2 separate regions of the Homo sapiens genome follow, and region 2 is linked to region 1. A link is an interaction called in ENCODE POLR2A ChIA-PET data of the cell type or tissue named here. Cell type or tissue: MCF 10A. All regions are shown on one strand. Each heading gives the region's core, and the rest is flanking DNA. Links, peaks and the distances in the headings are about the cores only.

The links. Peaks named below come from ENCODE experiments on the same cell type or tissue, not always from the same donor. Only the 100,000 strongest peaks of a DNase experiment are listed, where the experiment ranks them.
Region 2: POLR2A ChIA-PET joins it to region 1 with 5 read pairs; 3 of 35 experiments call an interaction of 5 or more read pairs at or near these places.

Annotation. Positions count from the first base shown.
Region 1 is chr1:42,696,184-42,703,371 of GRCh38, forward strand. It overlaps YBX1 (Y-box binding protein 1), which reads left to right. Exons shown (of 8, transcript NM_004559.5): 4 at 16-105; 5 at 459-761; 6 at 997-1,079; 7 at 4,598-4,863; 8 at 5,798-7,188. The coding sequence ends at 4,832. Among named protein-coding and RNA genes, the nearest start is that of YBX1, 17 kb to the left of the region's middle. In MCF 10A, for the core only: no CTCF peak of the experiment used is centred there; no DNase peak of the experiment used is centred there.
Region 2 is chr1:42,964,518-42,971,705 of GRCh38, forward strand. SLC2A1-DT (SLC2A1 divergent transcript) reads left to right here. Exons shown (of 4, transcript NR_033967.1): 2 at 5,732-5,877. Among named protein-coding and RNA genes, the nearest start is that of SLC2A1-DT, 9.1 kb to the left of the region's middle. RefSeq lists enhancers at 6,449-6,950, 6,951-7,188. In MCF 10A, for the core only: no CTCF peak of the experiment used is centred there; a DNase peak (open chromatin) is centred at 2,764.

The DNA.
Region 1 (7,188 bases), core at 828-5,827:
ATGTGATATTACTAGACTGCCATAAAGAAGAATAACCCCAGGAAGTACCTTCGCAGTGTAGGAGATGGAGAGACTGTGGAGTTTGATGTTGTTGAAGGAGAAAAGGTGAGGATGCTTTTTGTGTAAAGGTTTGACTTCAGTATGGAAATATTTTGGAGGTCTCATCCATTAGGATGGTGGCTCTAATGTGGATGGATGTGTTCAGGTGACCTCATGAACACAGGTGCATCAAGCCTAATGTTCTGGCTGCAGTTAGAGGGCAATCTCTTCAGAACAGTGAGGAACTGATATTTAGTCATTTCTGTGCACCCCTGGTCACGCAGTTGCGCCCCCCCCCCCTTTTTTTTCCTTAACTTTGTTGTTTTTTGCTTTGTTTGAAAATGTTCTGATTTCCTTTTGAAAGTGTTGAAAGTGTTCTGATTTCCTTTGTCACTATCAATATGTAATGGCTTTTGTAGGGTGCGGAGGCAGCAAATGTTACAGGTCCTGGTGGTGTTCCAGTTCAAGGCAGTAAATATGCAGCAGACCGTAACCATTATAGACGCTATCCACGTCGTAGGGGTCCTCCACGCAATTACCAGCAAAATTACCAGAATAGTGAGAGTGGGGAAAAGAACGAGGGATCGGAGAGTGCTCCCGAAGGCCAGGCCCAACAACGCCGGCCCTACCGCAGGCGAAGGTTCCCACCTTACTACATGCGGAGACCCTATGGGCGTCGACCACAGTATTCCAACCCTCCTGTGCAGGGAGAAGTGATGGAGGTAAGTTTCACCATCAACAACAGCAATGTGATAAGTTCTGGTAGGACTGTTTAGAGCTGTTAATTATATGGAAAGCAACTTGGATTCCTAGTAAGAACCAAAAGGATTAATTTATAATGTAGTCACAATTACTAGATGGTCTGTTTTGTTTGTTTTTTAACTCTTGGATTTATCTGGTTGGGTTTTTTTATTATATTACTGACCCAGTAGGCTTAATTTCCATTGTCTTTTTCAGGGTGCTGACAACCAGGGTGCAGGAGAACAAGGTAGACCAGTGAGGCAGAATATGTATCGGGGATATAGACCACGATTCCGCAGGTATGGTCCACGTAAACATGTTTCTATTAAAATTTCCTCAAACCCGTGTTAGGACTCAGCAATATCATGCCTCTCCTGCAGACTCATTTTTCTGTTAACACTTCACGTTTTCTTTCATCAGATGCCTAAGAGGTGAACCTATTAAAAACAGCTTGTATAGATGAGGTCTGCTTTATACATAAATTTTTTTAGAAAATGATGAGGGTTTGGAATTTCAAATTTTCTGTCCTTGAACAGGTAAGATAATATTTTAAACCACACCTTTTAAACCTGCCTCCTTGGTAGGGAGAAAGGAAAGCATTAGGAGTATCTGAATTGTACCATGGCATTAGTGAAGAATCAACAGTGTTATCACTTGAAATGGCATACATTATCTTCCACTAAACACTTCTCAGTTTAGATATGTACCCCCTTTTTTTTGGAGTTGGGAGTTGTCAGCTCAAAGTTGCAAAATGAAATTGCTCCACCAAGAATTTACATTCTGCGGGGGGAAATCCAGTCTGTCGTTAGACAACTATCTACTTGAGTGGGTATTAGAAATCTTATTAATAGATGTCATTATTAGAGTAATCGAGGAAAAATTCCATGAACCAAGCATATTTTAGTCCATGCCGTAGTATACTTTGAGGCAGTGTTCCCAGTCCCACGGTGGTAGGATAGGATGGTGTAATAGTTGTTTCTCTAAGGGTTTGATATCAAAGCATTGAGTTTTCATAGGTGATCCCCAAAAGCTGACAGGTACCTCTGAAGAATCAAACCAATACAGTAATAACGCATCTTAACTGATCACTTAAATCGCAACTTTTAAATCCCCAAATTTTTAAGTGTCAAGTTTATTATTCTAGAAGTATCCAACATATCCAAAATATACTGTGAGTCTATAAGAGGGGGTTTCTGTATATAGGTTTTTAAATTTTACCAAAGTTGGAGCACTTAGTGAAGTTTTAGGAACTAGGGAATCTAGTCGAGGTTGTATTACATGTATTTATCAGCACATGTACATTGAGAGTTTTGCAAGAGCAGCTGATGTCATCATATTTTTTGTATTAATATGTCTTGTCCTGAGTTTTCAGTTAAAAGAGCTGAGGTCCTAACTGATCACTACCACAATTGAAGATCTCTGATTCAGTTTTCTACCAGGAGATTGTGTTAGCCAGATGCTGGATGTTGAAGATAGATGGGTTTTTATTTTTCAGAGTAGGTCTAAAATAGCCTCTCATGGCAGTCCATCTGTTAAGTCCATGGGTTCCAGCAGCAGAATCTTTGGTTTACCTTTTGTTACACTGAAGAGCTTAAATGTTTTGCCTAGTTTCATTGATGTCCTTAAAAATAGCATAATTTTGTGTTTGTATTCAGTGCTTCAGTTCACCGTTGAGTAAATTGTTTGTCTTTATATTGACAAACAAGCTTGCGGTTGATTTGTCTCTTAGAAAGGTATCTTTGTCCATTGTTACCCCTCCAGTGCAGAGGTTTTTGCCTTTTGGTTTAAGTTAGACTTAATGTCTACGTGTTTCAATGTTTAGAATGCTCAGTCCTGCCAGATAGTTGCAGAAGTAACATAAAATTGCTTGGAAGTTATCAATGAATGCTAGACTTTCCAAACTGTGCAGGAATCTTTTGTTCAAATGAGAGTAAATGAAACATGCTGCCCCTAATGCATGGAATGGTGTGAAATTCTGACTGGTGTGGGTTCAAGAGCAAACTGAAAGGGAAATCTTAAGACAGAGTATAGTACAAGTGTTGCTGAAAATGAGACTAATAGTAGTAAGGGGAAAATGGGGGGTCAAAAAGGGAGGTTTTTTGTTGAGAAATAACATTTATAGGCTGAAATGCAATCCAGGATAACAGTTGATGGCAGGAAAGTGACTGCTGGAACTGTTTTCTTTCTCAGAGAGGGTAGGGTTTTGCCCACAGGTGAAAATGTTGACCTTTTGTTAGGAACCTGCCGTTTTCCTGTGTAAGAAACAAGAATACATGGGCACGCATGTGTTAATGGGAAGACATGGAAGCCTTTGGTTGCTAAATTGAGACGAAAGTAAAGAGGAAGTTTGAAAAGTTTGGGGCAAAGAACCCTCTAGAACAGAAAATAGAGATGGTAAATTTATAAGTAATAGGATAACGATCATAAATTAGAAGTGAGTTCACCCAGCTTGACTCTGTGTTTCTAGCCATTTGGGCATCAGGCTCAGGTTGGGCAGAGAGTTGGATTTATCCAGATTTGGTTTATCCAGATCTGGTTTGATTTATCCAGATCTGGTTTATCCAGATGAAGACACTGGGGTAGGGATTGGTCATATGATTAGTGGTAGACTTTATACTTGGATAAAGAGGGGAGAAAAGGGGAAAATGAGGGTTGTTTTTTTTTTTTTAAATTGTTTTGTAGAAATGGAGTTGCACTGTGTTACTCAAGCAGTCTTGAACTCCTGCCCTCAAGTGATCCTCCCCAAGTGCTAGGATTACAGGTGTGAGCCACTGTGCCCAACCTTGGAGTGAGATGAATAGGTGATAGAATCGCTGTATTACAGGTCCTAGATTAAGAATGAGAAAACAATAAGGAATTACCTAAGAAAAATAGGAAGGTACATAATTGGAAAGTTGAGTGGTATAATTGAAAAAACCCAGGTAGAAAACAGCTGGACTGGGAGGTCAGTCTGAAAGCCCAGGTTATTAGAAGCTGTTACACTCGAACCTTAGTAATAACTGCAGTAAGAAAAAGATAGTAAATGGAGCAGAATCCAAAATAAGATGGAAAGCCTAGTTTTTAGAAACTGGGAGAGTTGATTTAGAAGCCACAATAAGGTTAGAACAGTCACCACTGTAGGGTTGCAGAGAAAAGTCAGAACAATTTTGTTGAAGATTCATCATGAGTTCCAAAAGATGTGGGGAAAGAGTTTTAGAATGTACAAAGGTAAATGTGAATTTATTCCCATGATGACTCATGGATACTAAAGGCCTGGGGCTTTCTGGAGTGCTCAGAGTATGGGCAGAGGAAAGGCCAGGAATCCATCATTTCTGAGCACTGGGGGAAAGAAAATCCCAAAATTTAGTATCTTTATCTTGGTGATTAAAAGACTCAAGCCTGTAATCCCAGCACTCTTTGGGAGGCCAAGGAGGGAGGATAGCTTGAGGTCAGGAATTCAAGACCAGCCTTGGAAACATAGCAACACATCGCTACTAAAAATCAGACATTAATGAGACGTGGGGGGCTTGCCTATAGTCCCAGTTACTCAGGAGTCTGAGGTGGGAAGATCACTTGAGCCTGGGAGATTGAGGCCACAGTGAGCTGTCATCATTCCATGGCACTTTAGTCTGGGCAACAAAGCAAGACTCTTCCCCCTACTCAGCATCCCCCCCCCCCCAAAAAAAAAAACCCATCTCTTTACACAAATTGCCTACAGACCACTTGATACAGAATGGGCCAGACATGGTGAGTTAGTTGTGAACCAACTGGTTACACTGGTGGGTGTGTTGAAGAGAGAAGGTTTTATCATTCTTAAGTTTGACACCGTTCATTGCAGGGGCCCTCCTCGCCAAAGACAGCCTAGAGAGGACGGCAATGAAGAAGATAAAGAAAATCAAGGAGATGAGACCCAAGGTCAGCAGCCACCTCAACGTCGGTACCGCCGCAACTTCAATTACCGACGCAGACGCCCAGAAAACCCTAAACCACAAGATGGCAAAGAGACAAAAGCAGCCGATCCACCAGCTGAGAATTCGTCCGCTCCCGAGGCTGAGCAGGGCGGGGCTGAGTAAATGCCGGCTTACCATCTCTACCATCATCCGGGTAAGCAAGCTTGGATGGCCATCCATTTATGGCAGTCGTGAGTGGTGACCATTTCGTTTTATTAATGCAAGAGTAGAAAAACCTCAGTTCCATCAGATAATGAAAGCCATGTTATTTATAATGTGTTCTGCCCTATTCTTAATTACCTAATATTTCATTTTAGGAATATTGAATATCAGAGTCATATTTGGCCACCCTTCAGCTAGTTCTCAATTCTGACACTGGAGACCTGTATTTTCATGAGTATTTTGAACTATTAGTGCTTTCTATCAACTTTTCTGAATGAATTTTATGATTTCACTAGTAAACAGAGGAAAGTTTTGCTAGCTGTATTCTGAGAAATATGTTAATTACATTATTATTTATGCATTATTTCAAAAAGGAAGTGGGGATAGCTGTTAGAATTAACCTAGATGGTGACAAATAGAGTCTGTTTGGAGAAAGTGGCAACATTAATATAATCTTTTAATCATTTCTAATTGTTTTTTTTTTTTGTTGGTTTATGTTGTTCCCGGAAAAAGACGAGAGTGTTTCGTGTCTAAAAAACTCCTAGAATGACACGTGGTTTATCATGGTTTATTTAAACTGCCTGTAGATTAATAATAATAATTCTCTGGCAGACCACATGATACAATTACGTTCTTGTTACTTTAGCTCATTAGCTCACTTGTTTTTATTACCCTTAATTCCAAAATTAAGGGATTCTTTTTCATTTCGCTTTTTACATGATATCGAGAGGTACGTGATTGTTGTTCCCTCCAAAATTAGCATTCAACCAGTGGTGCTTTTGGTTTTTTCCCGTTTACTATTTGCTGGATGGCAAGAGATCTGTTAATGTCTCCCAATACACAAGTAATGTAAACTAGGGCATGTACTACACTAAATGAAGATCACCATGAATTCTACATGATCATCTTTATTTTTTTCTTTACAGTTTAGTCATCCAACAAGAAGAAATATGAAATTCCAGCAATAAGAAATGAACAAAAGATTGGAGCTGAAGACCTAAAGTGCTTGCTTTTTGCCCGTTGACCAGATAAATAGAACTATCTGCATTATCTATGCAGCATGGGGTTTTTATTATTTTTACCTAAAGACGTCTCTTTTTGGTAATAACAAACGTGTTTTTTAAAAAAGCCTGGTTTTTCTCAATACGCCTTTAAAGGTTTTTAAATTGTTTCATATCTGGTCAAGTTGAGATTTTTAAGAACTTCATTTTTAATTTGTAATAAAAGTTTACAACTTGATTTTTTCAAAAAAGTCAACAAACTGCAAGCACCTGTTAATAAAGGTCTTAAATAATTGTCTTTGTGTAAATTTGTCTAGTTTTGCTTTAGTTTGTAAGTATTTAGCTATTTATAGGACCCTTAGCTTGACCCAGTCTACAAATAGATGATGCTCACTGGTAATTCCCTCAGGTAAAATGTCTCAAAATCTCTAATCCTTTAAGTGGCATGCCTGTGGGCCCATACTAAAAATTAGAAAATACATACTCTGATAACCTGGCCATTTTTCATTGAAGGATTTAGCTCATTTGTAAGAAAGACTTGAGTGTAGATTTTGGGTGGGTCCCTTTGGCTGTGAGGCATTGTTTAAAAGGGCATTGCTCTAGCCTAGACCGACCAGACTCTCATCCTGCTCCACTTAGTTTTGTCACCTTGGGAGAATTTGTTTCAGTGTGTCAATTGAAGATGCCAATTGAAGTGTTAGGACAACCTGTCACACTGCCTGGTGTGGTCATCAAATATTGGTTCAGCTCCTTATGTCCTAGAGATGGAAACAAGTAATATAAAACCCATGGGAAAGCTGCTTAGGAACATGGAGGTTGGTGAGCTTGTAATTATGTGGTTCTCAACACCTTAAATCCTAAGCCTAGTCTGGCTGATCTTTTCTCTTTTTGAGACGGAGTCTTGTTCTGTCATCAGGCTGGAGTACAGTGGCACAATCTTGGCTCACTGCAACCTCCACCTCTAGGTTTAAGCGATTCTCCTGCCTCGGCCACCTTAGTAGCTGGGAGTACAGGTGCGTGCCACCACACCCAGCTAATTTTTGTATTTTTAATAGAGATGGGGTTGCACTGTGTTAGCCAGGATGGTCTTGATCTCTTGACCTTGTGATCCGCCCGCCTCAGCCTCCCAAAGTGCTGGGATTACAGGTGTGAGCCACCGCACCTGGCCTCTCTGGCTTTTGTTTTCTAATGTTTTGTTAGATGTTCTTTGGCTTGCTTTGTGAAATAGTCATGTAGTTGATAGTGACTGCTGCCCCGAAACACTCCAGATCATCCTGGCCAGCTATCAGGGCCCAGGGGAAGCAGACAGTAGGGGT
Region 2 (7,188 bases), core at 886-5,885, 270 kb after region 1:
GAGATGGAGTCTCACTGTTGCCAGGCTGGAGTGCAGTGGCGCAATCTCGGCTCGCTGTAACCTCCGACTTCCGGGTTCAATAGATTCTTCTGCCCCAGCCTCCCAAGTAGCTGGGATTACAGGTGCGCACCACCACGCCCAGCTAATTTTTGTATTTTTAGTAGAAACGGGGTTTCATGATGTTGGCCAGGGTGGTCTCGATCTCTTGACCTCGTGATCCGCCCGCCTTGGCCTTCCAAAGTGCTGGGATTATAGGCGTGAGCCACTGCGCCTGGCCTTTTTCTCTCTGTTTTCTAAAGGAGAAAACTGAGGCTCAGGGAAGTAATTTGCCCAAAATCACACAGGTAGTGTGAGTTCCAGCACCTGGATTGAAAAAATAAATGGAGTCAGGTGTGGTGGTGCGTGCCTATAGTCCCAGCTACTAAAGAGGCTGAGGCAGGAGGATTGCTTGAGCTCAAAAGTTCAAGTCCAGCCTGGGCAACATGGTGAGACCCCATCTCTAAAAATAAATAAATAGGCCAGGCGCAGTGGCTCACACCTGTAATCCCAGCACTTTGGGAGGCCAAGGCAGGGGGATCATGAGGTCAGGCATTCGAGACCAGCCTGACCAACATGATGAAACCCCATCTTTCCTAAAAATACAAAAATTAGCCAGGCGTGGTGGTGTGCACCTGTAATCCCAGCTACTTGGGAGGCTGAGGCAGAACAACCTATTGAACCCAGGAGACGGAGGTTGCAGTGAGTTGAGATTGCACCACTGTACTCCAGCCTGGGCAACAGAGCAAGACTCCGTCTCAAAAAAAATTTTTTTTTAATAAAAATAAAAAATAATAATAAATGGATGACTTGACTCTAGAGAAACTTGTTTTAAATCAAATGCTGCCAGATTCTCTGCCTTTAAAGAAAGCAATAAAAACAACAAAAACTCCAACTGGCACTGCCTGCTCTGATCCAGCAACAGTACAAGCAGTTTGCTTTGCCTGGCTCTTATCGCTTAGATTACAATTATTTGAGCCTTATCTTCCTCTGAGATAATGACCTCCTCTAGGGCTGGGGCTCAGGTATTCCTGTCTTGCCTCTGTCCAGCAAGTTATTTGGCACAAGAAAGAAGCTATAAATGTTTAATAAATGAATTAATCAAAGAATGAATGAAGGAGGAGGCTGACAGTGGTATTTGGTGGGTGGACCACAGGTTTTGGAAACAGACCTGCTAGCTATGTGTCTTTGGGCATGTTACCTCACCTGAATCTCAGTTTCCCCAACTGTAAGATGGGGATAATAGCAGTACTCACCTCTAAGAATTATTGTGAATATGAAGTAAGGAAACGTGTATCAGGTGACTATCCTACAGTAAATACTTGAAACGTGGTAACTATTATTATTTCCATTTTTTTACATTCTCAAAGCCTGATTTTCTTCAGGGTTGCAGGGGTCTTCCCCTCTCAATTTCCACGTATTGTTTTCTGGAGGTCTGTGAGGTTGGAAGAAGAGGACCTGATGATGCCTCCCCGAGGAGCTTTTCTTCCCCGTGGGGTGGGCAGAACTCTGGAACGTTCCAAAAGTCTGGCTTCATGGCCCAGCTCCACCTTGTGATTGGCGAGTTCCTTATTACCAGTGAGCCTCAGTTTTCTCTCTGTAAAATAAGGCCCATAATAATCTTTTTTTTTTTTTTGAGACGGAGTCTCACTCTTTTTGCCCAGGCTGGAGTGCACTGGCACAATCTCGGCTCACTAAAACCTCTGTCTCCCGGGTTCAAGCGATTCTCCTGCCTCAGCCTCCTGAGTAGCTGTGATTACAGGCGCCCACCACCACGTCCACCTAATTTTTTTGTATTTTTAGTAGAGACAGGGTTTTACCATGTTTGGCCAGGCTGGTCTTGAACTCCTGACCTCAAGTGATCCACCCGCCTCGGTCTCCCAAAGTGCTGGGATTACAGGTGTGAGCCACCGCGCCCGGCCCTCTTTTTTTTTTTTAAGACCCAGAATGATGTTGACCTTGGAGATCTCTGGGGAGGATTCAATGGCTTGGCCCTGGGCCTGGTGCACAGTAAGCCCTCCACAAGTGTTGAGTCTGAGGAAGTAACCTGGCACCCTGAGGCTGGGGGAACAGCAAGGAGACCAGAAGGATCCTGAGAAGCCCAAGGACTGATGGGAAAAACAAATAGCCTGGCACAGTTTTGTTTTATTCTTAGAATCATATTTCTCCAGAGAAGTGGAAAAACAATGCCTTTCATGCCGATATAACTTTTTCTTTCTTTTTTTTTTTTTCTTTTTAGAGGTAGGGTCTTGCTATGTTGCCCAGGCTGGCCTCAAACTCCTGAGCTCAAGCAATCCTCCTGCCTCAGCCTCCCAAGTAGCTGGGACAACAGGCCAGCACCACTGTACCTGGCTTTGATATAACTTTGTAACTCTGCAAAACTCCTTCCCACATGTCATTCCTTGGGTCCTCCCCACACCTTATGCTGCAGGCAAGACTAGAATTATTCATGTATCCACAGTTGTGAAAACTGAGGCACAGAGAAATTAAGCCACTTGCTTGAGATCACAGTGAAGAAGGAATTTGGAAGCAAATTGAAGGTGTAAAACCTGGGCCTCCTGACTTATAGATACCACCATGCAGCAATTTGGATCTGAAAGAAAGCACACAGCTTATGCCCAGACAGAGCAGCCGGTGTCTAGCTGTGCCCGCTTGCCCCGCCCAGCTCCCACCTGGATGCCACCTGGCAGTCATATGCACATTCATCACGGAGGAGCTGGCTGACTCACACATTATACTGGAGCTGACTCATGCTTTGCAAGAGGGAGAGAGAATCGGTTGAGAGCCACAGGAGCCCCTGCTTTCCACATTGAGGCTTGAAATTCATGCCTCAAATCCACCGCAGTTCATTTCTTTAAAAAGGGAAAGCAGTGTGAGCTGGCTGGAGCTGGGGATCTCTGGACTCAGAGAAGAGTGGTTTGGTTCAACTCTGGGCTCTGTTACAAGTTGGCTGGGTGACTTCGGGCAAGTCATTGTCCCTCAGTCTCTTCAGCTTTGTAACAAAGGGGTTGCAACAGATAAGCGCCAAGACTCTTCAAGCGTCTGAAAGGCTGTTCTTGCTCTGGGTTGAGAAACCTTGTCATAATAATGTTGTATGTGTTGCTAATTTACTATGTGCCAGGTAAGTGATTGGTATGGAGTTATTAATATCTCATTTAATTCTCATAACGAATTCTAGATTTACTGTTTTTTATCCTGTTTCTCAAAGGAGGAAACTGAAGCACAGTTTCAGAGTGATTTGCCCAGGGTTGAGTAGGTCAGCAAGTGGCCGAGCTAATAATTGAACCTGGTTTGTCCCCAGACTTTGTATAAAATCTAGTCTAAGGCCGGGCGTGGTGGCTCATGCCTGTAATCCCAGCACTTTGGGAGGCCAAGGCGGGTGGATCACAAGGTCAGGAGTTGGAGACCAGCCTGGCCAACATGGTGAAACCCCATCTCTACTAAAAATACAAAAATTAGCCAGGCGCAGTGGCAGGCGCCTGTAATCCCAGCTACTCGGGAGGCTGAGGCAGGAGAATTGCTTGAACCCGGGAGGCAGAGGTTGCAGTGAGCCGAGATCGTGCCACTGCACTCCAGCCTGGGTGACAGAGCAAGACTCCATCCCAGAAAAAAAAAAATCTGCTCTACACCTTTATCCTGTTAGACCTCAGTTTCCTCACTTAAAATTAAACTACATGACATAAATTTTACCATTTTACCTATTTTAAGATTACAGTTCAGTGTCATTAAGTGCATTCACACTGTTGTGCAACCATTGCCATCATCCATCTGAACCCACTAAATAATAATTCCCCATTCCCTGTTACCCCTAATCCCTGGCAACCTCCGTTCTACTTTCTCTGTGAATTTGACTACTCTAGGTATCTCATTTAAAGTTTCCTCATCTTTAAAACTACGATAATAAAGATCAAGTGTTATTCAATCCTTCTCCCAGTAGCGCGGTTGGCTCAGACTTGAATTTAAGTCCCAGTTCTATTCACCTACCCCTCAGGCAGGTTGCTTAACCCCTTTGCCTCCCTCATTCCCATGTCCCTAAAGTTGGGCTGGTGGACCCTGATGGGATGATCACAGGAGACAGTGGGGATGAAGGTACTTGGAAAGCCCAATGCCACTTCTAGAACTTGTTATACCATCTTCCTGGTGGGCTGGAACCCTGGCTTAGATTTATAGGTGTGACAGCTGGGGAGGCTTTAGAATGGCACATTACAACCTGGCCAGTGCCCAACCCAACATTTGGGGCTGAGGCTGGGAGGCAGAAGCCACATCAAGGAGGGCTTTGACTGTTTGGCTATAGAGCCCTCCCCTCATGGAGCTTACATTCCAGCCTGTACACCTGGTATTGTAAAGTGGCTGGTGTAGTCTTTACTTACAGAGACTGCTCAGGCAGTAGTCTGTCCTGCGTGTTTCTTTTAACTGGTTCCTGCTCAGGCAGTAGTCTGTCCTGCGTGTTTCTTTTAACTGGTTCCCGGAGGCCTGGTCTTGTGGCTGAGAGTCCTATCTTCCCTATTTCCTTAAAGTAATGATTGTTAGGATATTTTGGTTGCAAGTATCAATGCATTTAAACCAGCTGTCACCAAAAAGGGAGATTTTTTTTTTTTTGAGATGGAGTTTCAGCTCTTGTCGCCCAGGCTGGAGTGCAATGGTGTGATCTTGGCTCACTGCAACCTCTGCCTCCCGGGTTCAAGTAAGTCTCCTGCCTCAGCCTCCCGAGTAGCTGGGATTACAGGTGCCTGCCACCATGCCTGGCTAATTTTTGTATTTTTAGTAGAGATAGGGTTTCACCATGTTGGCCGGGCTGGTCCCAAACTCCTGACCTCAGGTGATCCACCTGCCCCAGCCTCCCAAAGTGCTGGGATTATGGGAAAAAGGGAGAATTTAATAAAGGATATAGAGATTGGATGCAGTGGCCCACACCTGTAATCCTAGCACTTTAGGTTTGCCAAGGTGGGAGGATTGCTTGATCCCAGGAGTTCCAGACCAGCCTGGACAATATAGCCAGACATTGTACCTCAAAAAAAATTTAAAAATTAGCCAGGCATGGTGGCATGTGCCTACAGTCCCAGCTACTTAGGAGACTGAGGCAGGAGGATGGTTTGAGCCTAGAAATTCGAGAATACACTAAGCCGTGATTGTGCCATCACACTCCAAACTGGGTGACACAGCAATACCCTGTCTTTAAAAATACAAAAAAGTTAAAAAAAAAAAAATAGGCTGGGCATGGTGGCTGATGCCTGTAATCCCAGCACTTTGAGAGGCCGAGGCGGGCAGATCACCTGAGGTCAGGAGTTCAAGACCAGCCTGGCCAACGTGGCAAAACCCCATCTCTACTAAAAATGCAAAAATTAGCCAGGTGAAGTGGTGCGCGCCTGTAATCCCAACTACTCGGGAGGCTGAGGCAGGAGAATCGCTTGAAGCCGGGAGGGAGGGTTTGCCGTGAGCTGAGATCGCACCACTGCACTCCAGCTTGGGCAATAGAGTGAGACTCCTTCTCTAAATAAATAAATAAATAAATAATTTTTTAAAAATCTTTAAAATATATTTTAAAATAAAAAAGATAAAGGATACAGAGATGTCTCATAAACCAGGCACAGGGATGCAACAAGACGCTGACGAAGATCTGGATTCAGTGAGTAGGCTGCCACTAGGATGCTCTACCTTTCTCATCTGTGTTATTTCTCTGTTTCAACACAAACAGGCCTGTTCTGCCCCACACAGCAGAAAATGCCCACGATGCAATACCAGAGTCTGCATGGGACCATTTCAACAACCCTTAGAAGCTGACTCAGCTGTCTCCTGGCCCTGACTTTTCTAAGATGAGAGGAGCTGGTAGGAACAATTTGGGTGAGATGTTTGTCCTGAGTCCATTTGGTTATGGTCAGGTGATACGGTCACAGAGCACAAACAAGGCTGGCAGAGCCCCACTCTGTGTGAGGATGGGGTGGAGGAAGCATGTGTTCCTCCTGATGTTGTCACACAGGCACACATGCATTCATTAAAAATGTTTTTGGGCCAGGCGCAGTGGCTCACGCCTGTAATCCCAGCACTTTGGGAGGCTGAGGTGGGTGGATCACCTGAGGTCGGGAGTTTGAGACCAGCCTGACCAATATGGAGAAACCCCGTCTCTACTAAAAATACAAAATTAGCCGGGCGTGGTGGCACATGCCTGTAATCCCAGCTACTCGGGAGGCTGAGGCAGGCGAGTTGCTTGAACCCAGGAGGTGGAGGGTGCAGTGAGCCGAGATTATGCCATTGCACTCCAGCCTGGGCAACAAGAGCAAAACTGCATCTTAAAAAATATATAGTAATAGTAATAATAAAACAGTTCCTACCTCCCAGGGATACAGTGTGTGTTAACTAAGACATTTATTCACTTATTCCATAAATACTTATTAAGTACCTAGTACGTGATGGTATTTGTGGAAGCTGCACAATGACTGGCCAGTGGTGGAGGCTCAGTAAGTTGGAGTCACTTAAAGCTCTGCCTTCCAGGTGTGCACAACTAAGTTGATGCTCCACACAGGTGCTTCTGCTCTTGTGGTCTGTGTGCATTCTGAAAATCTAGGAATGCAAACAAGGTGCCACAGCTATCTATTGCTGTAGATTATCCATGTCAGGCCGGGTGGGGTGGCTCATGCTTGTAATCCCAGCACTTTGGGAGGTCGAGGCGGGTGGATCACCTGAGGCCAGGAGTTCAAGACCAGCCTGGCCAACATAGCGAAACCCTGTCTCTACTAAAAATACAAAAAGGGGCCCCGCTCAGTGGCTTACGCTTGTAATCCCAGCACTGTGGGAGGCCAAGGTGGGCATATCACGAGGTCAAGAGATCAAGACCATCCTGGCCAATGTGGTAAAACCCCGTCCCTACTAAAAATACAAAAATTTAGCTGGGTGTTGTGGTGCGCACCTGTAATTCCGGCTACTCGGGAGGCTGAGGCAGGAGAATCGCTTGAACCCAGGAGGCGGAGGTTGCAGTGAGCCGAGATCGCGCCACTGCACTCCAGCCTGGTGACAGAGCCCCTACTCACCCCCACAAAAAAAAAAAAAAACAAATGAGCTGGGTGTGATGGCACATACCTGTAATCGCAGCTATGTGGGAGGCTGATGCACAAGAATTGTTTGAACCCAGGAGGTAGAAGTTGCAGTGAGCCAAGA